Regions from separate parts of the Homo sapiens genome. Here regions 1 and 3 are each linked to region 2. A link is a loop called in an ENCODE intact Hi-C map of the cell type or tissue named here. Cell type or tissue: HCT116. All regions are shown on one strand. Region 1 overlaps LINC03003 (long intergenic non-protein coding RNA 3003). Region 2 holds the start of TRA-AGC2-1 (tRNA-Ala (anticodon AGC) 2-1). Region 3 overlaps OR2J3 (olfactory receptor family 2 subfamily J member 3).

Region 1 (2,500 bases), 390 kb after region 2:
AATGGTCAGTTCTTAATCTTCATCTCACTTGACCTACTATACTAACAGCCTTTGACACAGCTCCTTCTTCTTTGATATACTTTAATACTTTCTTTTTTTTTTCTTTCACCCAAAGCAAGATTCCTCCTCCTATCTTGTCTGAAGGAGAGTGGCGAGAGCAGATTAAAGCATCCGTGAGGCAGCCTTCTAAAATTTCTCAGGAAGTGGTAGCCAGTGTGAAAATGTATCACCTCACCTTGCTTCATATTTCCCTTCTCTCAGTTCCCTTTTTTTCTCACCTTTGCTGCCCTCTATTTGCATTCCCAAATAAAACATTAATATTTCCTTTTTTGCCTCAAGCTCTGATTTTTAGAGAATCTAGGCTAAGAAACTCACTAAGGTCTTAAGGTAAAAGGCCCAGCAAACACACTGTTATTTTGCTCAATCACAGAACGCTCTAGCTATTCAAAAACTGTTTTCTCTTTCTCCTTCTTCCACATGCACATCCACTAAACCCCGGACCCCAAATTGACAGACCATTCCCAAAACAATAACTTCTGGGTATGTGCTGGCCCTGGCTGGTGGCTTTTCAGTGTAGAGTTCCATGGTTCTAAATTCTTGACTTCAGGAACTCTCCAAATTATATAAAATGGCAAACTCAGAACCAGTTATTTATACTTGAAATACATTTTTATGTATAAAGAAATAAATTTTAACATATTAAGGCATAGTCACAGGACAAATGACAAGTATTGTCATTGTACAGTCATCTAGTGTGTTTGGATTATAAAGGCACACAAGGATTTTTATGGTAGGGAAGACATTGCTATTGTTTTCAACAGAGAAATAGGAGGATTAGGCAGAGGAAGGGAATTAGGAGAAATTTCACCGAAAAAGCCCATGAAGCTTTGGGTAAGGCAGACGAGGCTGGATATGACAGGAAGAATTTGCTGGATACATTATGGTCTGCTGGCACCATCTGGTGTTGAACCCAAGAAAAAACGGAAGATGAAGAAAAAGCTTTCAGAAAGTAATGGAGCCAAGATGAGGCCCACTGAGGGTCTTGTTCAAGTGACATCGGGATCTCGTAACAGAACAAATGGCTGTCAAAGTAGCTGGAAAAGCCCTAGGCTATATCTCCTTAGGGCTCCTTCCTTCCCCAACTTTCCAGATGTCAGACCCTAACCTACCTCAGAGATAGCACTTTACCTTTCACCCTCTCTTACCCATGTTCCTCCAACTGGTGCCATTCCCATCTGACTATCCCATGCCCACACCCAGATCCAGAAGCTGGATAACCCCGCCTCCCTAAACAGCAGATGCCATGTTGGAGAGGTGAATGCAATTGGAATCACTGAGCATTTACTTCACGTTCTCATTTCCACCGATTTTACCTCATGCCTCACTATTTAATAATATAAAATTAAAGTAAAATCTTCCCTTCAAAAAAATTTTTAATGAAATAACATTGCTCTGAAAAAGATAGTTCAACATATGTCAAAATGGCCTTTTCTCTTATTATAAAAATGAAAATTTAAAACCATACATAATGAAACAAAAGGACACTAAAAACATTTTATCAAATATGTTTGTATATGTTCCTGTGCTTTTGTGTTTCTATGTGCACACCTATGCTTTGTGCACTAGAATGACTGCTGCTAGTCTCACTCTGACCCTGTAGGCTTACTCCCATGTAATAAAACATGCCTCTTGATATAGCAATATGCCCTGATTTATGGCAGTGCTTCTATGCCAGGAGCATTTTTGCTTCCTAGGGCATATTTGACAATGTCTGGAGGTATTTTTGCTTGTCACAACTTGGGGGGAAAGGAGATGCTACTAGCATCTAGTGCACAGAGGCCAAAGATACTGCTGAGCATCCTAAAATGCAGAAGAGAGACCCTGACAACAGAAAATTATCTGTTCCAAAATGTCCAGAGGGCTAAGGGTGAGAAATTTTGATTTATAAAACACTGGTACCCATGTCCTGTTTGGATCTGAGCTCTTTTCCTTTTGCCAAGTGTGCATAGTTTCAAAGCAGGCCCCAGATGGAATTCTGTGAACTCTCTGTTTAATTGAAGATGGAAAAGATATCATTAATTACTAACTGCTGGTGAATGTCCCTTCTTGTGAATAACTGAAATAAAAAATCATGTTATCAAGTGTTAGAATGAGTGATTTGGCCTGTTCCCCCAGTTTGCCACAGCCTGCTCTAGAACACAGATACCTATTCCTTTTCAGTGCTTGAGTATATTTAAATAAAGCATGCCCTAATTTATAGTTAAGTTTTAAGTAATTCAAGAAGGGCTCTATACTTTTCTCTGAGTTGATCCAAAACAATGACTATTATATAATAAACAAGACCTTGTATACCAAAATTGTGTTTGAGGGCTTATATGTCTTTTTTTAATGAATAAATAAAAGGTGGAAACGGAAGGAAGGGAAGGAAAAAAGCAAGAAAGGAAGGAAGGCTAAAGAAAAGCACAGGAAGCCGGGGAGAGCGAGAAACAGAAATGATGTG
Region 2 (2,500 bases):
GGTTTTTGCATCCTATCCATTTCTACCCTAAATTACAGAGGTGGACTTCCTTAAAGAAGTCTATTGTGGGGAGCAGAAAAAAATATTTCCATTTGGGCCTGAGCCCTAGCATAAAGCAATGGTAATAATTCATGATAATTTTCCTCATGCTTTTACTATATTCCTTTGCAAATTGATTCCCATGATTGAAGCCTGTGAATAATTTTTTTCTGCCACAGTGAGTATAAGTGGCAAAGAGACATTGTGGAACTGTACTTTGAAAATGAGAGAAGAGAGAGAAAAAATGTCAACAGAACAGAAAATTATCTATTTCCCACATCAAGAAAGTCTGGGTCCTCAGTACTAACTCTGAATCTTTCTTTAAAGAAGTAAACTGAAACCCAAGACATCTTAATCTGAGAAAGAATGACTTTTGGAACTTATTTTCTCCATTGAAAATTTCCTAATCACTTCACAGGGACAGAGGTGGCCTGATATTATATCGGAAACCAAGGATTTCCCAATTCTTGAGATATCCTTCAGCTCACACTTTCATTAGGGTTAGCAAAGGGTTTTGGATCTTTAAAATCTATCACAGGGCTTAGAATACAAAGTGGTGTTAATACAAAAGTTCTTGAAGATTTGGTGGTAGCTGATGAGAAGAGGGCTGTGTATTCTGGAATGATTACAAGGTCTTATTCTATTTAAAATGTTTCAGAGCAAGGATACAAACTTCCCAGTTTACATTAGAAGTTAGCACAGCCTTTATTGCAAAACTTGCGAAAAAGAAAATAAAGGCCGGGAGTGGTGGCTCATGCCTGTAATCCCAGCACTTTGCGAGGCGGGCGGATCATGAGGTCAGGAGTTCGAGACCAGCCTGGCCAATATGGTGAAACCCCGTCCCTAAAAAAAATATAAAAAATTAGCCGGGCGCGGTGGCGCGCGCTTGTTGTCCCAGTTACTCGGGATGCTGAGGCAGGAGAATCGCTTGAACCCGGGAGGCGGAGGTTGCAGTGAGTCGAGATCGCGCCACTGCACTCCAACCTGGACGACAGAGTGAGACTCCGTCTCAAGAAAAAAAAAAAAGAAAATGAAAACTTCACATCATATTCAATCATGAATAGTGATTCAAAAAATATTACTAAGTACAATATTGCCAGAGAGGCAAGGAACAGAGTCAATGATTAGAACACAAAAATGATTCAGCAATAGAAATATATATTTTTTGCAATTATGTTTTCTGTTAGAATAGAAAATTGGGGGAAAAAACACAGCCGCGTATTTATACTATACACCCTTACTCCATCCACGTCAAAGCACGTCATATTGCTTCTTAAATGTGCAAAAGAATCTCTTGTGGATCTTGTTAAATTGCTACTTCTGGTTCAGTACGTCTGAGGTGAAGCTGAGATTTCGCTCTTCTAACAAGCTCTCCGGTGCCACCAACTCTTGTGTGGACCAAGAGTCTGAAAGATATCCTTACGATAGAGGGCGCACCTGTCTTAGGTAAAATTACTTCTGTAACGTCATCTAAGGGAAGTCAAATTATCCGGCAGGAGTGAAGACAGAATAAAACTGGAAATCAGTCCGTGAACTTTGAGATCTTCAGCAGAGCATGCTTCCCAGTGGAGCTATTTCGGCAGAAGTGTGACGCCTCTACATTCATTGATGAAAATAACTTTCTCAATTTCCCAGTTTGGAAGGCTTTGCGTTTGTCAGGGCTCAGCCTGCGATGGATCATGGCTAAACAAGGACCAGAAAAAAAATAAAGGAAATCGGCTGGGAGCGGTGGTGGCTTACTCCTGTAATCCCAGCACTGTGGGAGGCCGAGGCGGGAGGATCACGAGGTCAGGAGATCGCGACCATCCTGGCTAACACGGTGAAACCCTGTCTCTACCAAAAAAATAGAAAAAATTAGCCGGGCGTGGTGACGGGCGCCTGTAGTCCCGGCTACTCGGGAGGCTGAGGCAGAAGAATGGCGTAAACCCGGGAGGCGGAGCTTGCAGTGAGCCAAGATCGTGCCACTGGGCGACAGAGCGAGAGACTCCGTCTCAAAAAAAAAAAAGTAATAAAGAAAATTGAGAGCTTACGTTTTTCTTTTATTAAATATTTCCACATTTATCTTTTATTTCCTACTTTTTAAATAACAATACTCCAAAGGTTAATGAGCTCGTCAATTTGGCGACGCCATTGAAGTTTTGGAATCCGGAGCCGTCTTTGTCTTCCAGCTCCATCTTTTCCACCTTTTGCTTAGGCAGTCCCCCGAGTCGTGTCAAGGCTGAGGAGTAGAAATGGAACAGCACTAATATTAATGGCAAAACCGTTGTGAAATAGGGTTACTTTCTGTTTAAGCAAGGAAAATAAAGTAAAGCAATGGGAAAAAAATTAAAAGCAAAAGGAATGGAGGTGCCGGGGATTGAACCCGGGGCCTCGTGCATGCTAAGCACGCGCTCTACCACTGAGCTACACCCCCGTACTGAAACGGTTCTCTCGAGAGTATATTCAAGATCAGAATCTGACC
Region 3 (2,500 bases), 270 kb after region 2:
TAAGGAAAAGGATGTTACTTTACATAAGTCCAGCACAGTACCCAAATCAGCAAACTTAATATGGGCACAATATTATTATCTAATCCATAGTCCACACTGAGATTTCTTAAATTGTCTCAATAATTTTGTTAATAGCTAGTTTTTGAAAAAATCCAGGATTGTACACTGAGAAATCACATCTCACTAGTCTCTTTTCATCTGGACCAGTTCCTCACCCTTTGTTTTTCTACTTAAACTTGATACTTTTCTGAATTGTATAGGCAAGCTATTTCTCTCAATTTGAGTTTTTCTCATGTGTCTTCATTATTAGAATTAGTCTTCATTATTAGAATTTTTAACACAAATATCACTGAAGTGACAGCATGTCCTGTTCAGAGCATCATCACAGCAGGCTCATGATGTTGGTTTGTGCAAATACAGTTGATCTTAAGATCAATAAAATCACTGGTTATGGTGGTGTCTGACAGGTTTTTCTACTACAAACTTTACTGTTTTTCAGTTTGAAATTAACTAGAAAGTTGTGAGGAGATATTTTAGACTATTTTAGATATTTGTACATATTCTGTTCCCCATCAAATTTTTATCCACTAGTTTTTGCAATCATTTATGTTTTTCTTAACACCGTCACCCCTTCTATATTTGTTAATTAGGGATCTACTGTAAGGAATAGCTTTATCTTCACCATTCATTTATTTATTCTTTTACTTTTTATATCAGTATGAGCTTTATAATTCTTCTTTTGTTAAATTCATTACTACTAATGGTTAAATTGTCCTACAATTAAATGATGGCAAGCCCTTCAAACTGGCTTTTATTTTTTATTCATGTGTGCTGATATTTTTGGATCATTTGTTTACTCGTTTTTTGAGTTTACCTTTCTTTTTTTTCTCTCAGGTAATAGGAAATGAATGATGATGGAAAAGTCAATGCTAGCTCTGAGGGGTACTTTATTTTAGTTGGATTTTCTAATTGGCCTCATCTGGAAGTAGTTATCTTTGTGGTTGTCTTGATCTTCTACTTGATGACACTGATAGGAAACCTGTTCATCATCATCCTGTCATACCTGGACTCCCATCTGCACACACCAATGTACTTCTTCCTTTCAAACCTCTCATTTCTGGATCTCTGCTACACCACCAGCTCTATCCCTCAGTTGCTGGTCAATCTCTGGGGCCCGGAAAAGACCATCTCTTATGCTGGTTGCATGATTCAACTTTACTTTGTTCTCGCACTGGGAACCACAGAGTGTGTCCTACTGGTGGTGATGTCCTATGACCGTTATGCAGCTGTGTGTAGACCTTTGCATTACACTGTCCTCATGCACCCTCGTTTCTGCCACCTGCTGGCTGTGGCTTCTTGGGTAAGTGGTTTTACCAACTCAGCACTTCATTCCTCCTTCACCTTCTGGGTACCTCTGTGTGGACACCGCCAAGTAGATCACTTTTTCTGTGAAGTTCCAGCACTTCTGCGATTATCGTGTGTTGATACCCATGTCAATGAGCTGACCCTCATGATCACAAGCTCCATATTTGTTCTCATACCTCTCATCCTCATTCTCACTTCTTATGGTGCCATCGTCCGAGCTATACTGAGGATGCAGTCAACCACTGGGCTTCAGAAAGTGTTTGGAACATGTGGAGCTCATCTTATGGCTGTATCTCTCTTTTTCATTCCGGCCATGTGCATGTATCTCCAGCCACCATCAGGAAATTCTCAAGATCAAGGCAAGTTCATTGCCCTCTTTTATACTGTTGTCACACCTAGTCTTAACCCTCTAATCTACACCCTCAGAAACAAAGTTGTAAGAGGGGCAGTGAAGAGACTAATGGGGTGGGAATGAGCCTGTGTATGTGTCATATTAACAATATAACAGAGTCTCCCCTCACAATGATTCATCCTTCTATTTATTTATCAACCATTCTTTTATTCACTCACTCTGTTAGCACTTGCTGAGCATGTACTCTAACAAGGTCGTGGAGTTCCTGGTAACAGGTAGGAATAAAACACAGTCAGCCTAAATACCATTCACTTGTGGAGAAAACAGCTATGTAAAATCAAGATAAAACATCTATAGTGATGTTTTTCCATGGTACAAACCTAATGTATCCAAGACAGACATTTCTCGATTGAAAATAAGGCATGAAATTTGTTGTAAATCTTGATAAAAGCGAAGCTGTAAATCCTATGAAAAGATGATACTCTCAATTTAAAAATCTCTACAATATGTCTTTTAATTTCTTGCTTTTTGGGCAGAATACTTTTGTCTTCTATCTTTAGTTTAGTTAAATACACAGCAAAATACTTCAAATCCTTTTCTCCAACAATGCTTATTCTTTGTCGGATAGTAAATTTTGAGAGGAATTTTGGTCCATATTCTTTCATATCCAGTATCAATAGTAGAACAATAAGTTTTATGAATTGTAGTAAGAGAGGCTTTGAAACAGTATAGCAGAAGTCAGCATCTGAGATCCCTCTTTTTTGCAAGGCAGTGAGAAATATA

The links. Hi-C counts contacts between places; a loop is a spot of excess contacts. Peaks named below come from ENCODE experiments on the same cell type or tissue, not always from the same donor. Only the 100,000 strongest peaks of a DNase experiment are listed, where the experiment ranks them.
Region 1: a loop joins it to region 2, with 10 times the contacts of the local background. A loop is called at or near these places in 3 of 110 quality-filtered maps.
Region 3: it touches region 2 in a loop (5-fold over the local background); 5 of 110 quality-filtered maps call a loop at or near these places.

What each region holds. Positions count from the first base shown.
Region 1 is chr6:29,226,488-29,228,987 of GRCh38, forward strand. The region is part of intron 1 of LINC03003 (long intergenic non-protein coding RNA 3003); the gene reads left to right. Among named protein-coding and RNA genes, the nearest start is that of LINC03003, 3.8 kb to the left of the region's middle. In HCT116, a CTCF peak has its summit at 956 (motif pointing left); a DNase peak (open chromatin) is centred at 955.
Region 2 is chr6:28,836,064-28,838,563 of GRCh38, forward strand. It overlaps TRA-AGC2-1 (tRNA-Ala (anticodon AGC) 2-1), which reads right to left and starts at 2,452; the gene lies at 2,381-2,452. It overlaps LOC124901296 (a long non-coding RNA gene), which reads right to left. Exons shown (of 2, transcript XR_007059539.1): 2 at 1,178-2,257. RefSeq lists enhancers at 1,257-2,248, 2,249-2,500. In HCT116, a CTCF peak has its summit at 1,447; DNase peaks (open chromatin) are centred at 1,458 and 2,294; H3K4me3 peaks cover 1,594 bases; H3K27ac peaks cover 1,235 bases.
Region 3 is chr6:29,110,987-29,113,486 of GRCh38, forward strand. OR2J3 (olfactory receptor family 2 subfamily J member 3) reads left to right here. Exons shown (of 4, transcript NM_001005216.4): 4 at 895-2,500. The coding sequence starts at 905. The coding sequence ends at 1,840. Among named protein-coding and RNA genes, the nearest start is that of OR2J3, 4.2 kb to the left of the region's middle. In HCT116, a CTCF peak has its summit at 1,344 (motif pointing left); a DNase peak (open chromatin) is centred at 1,345.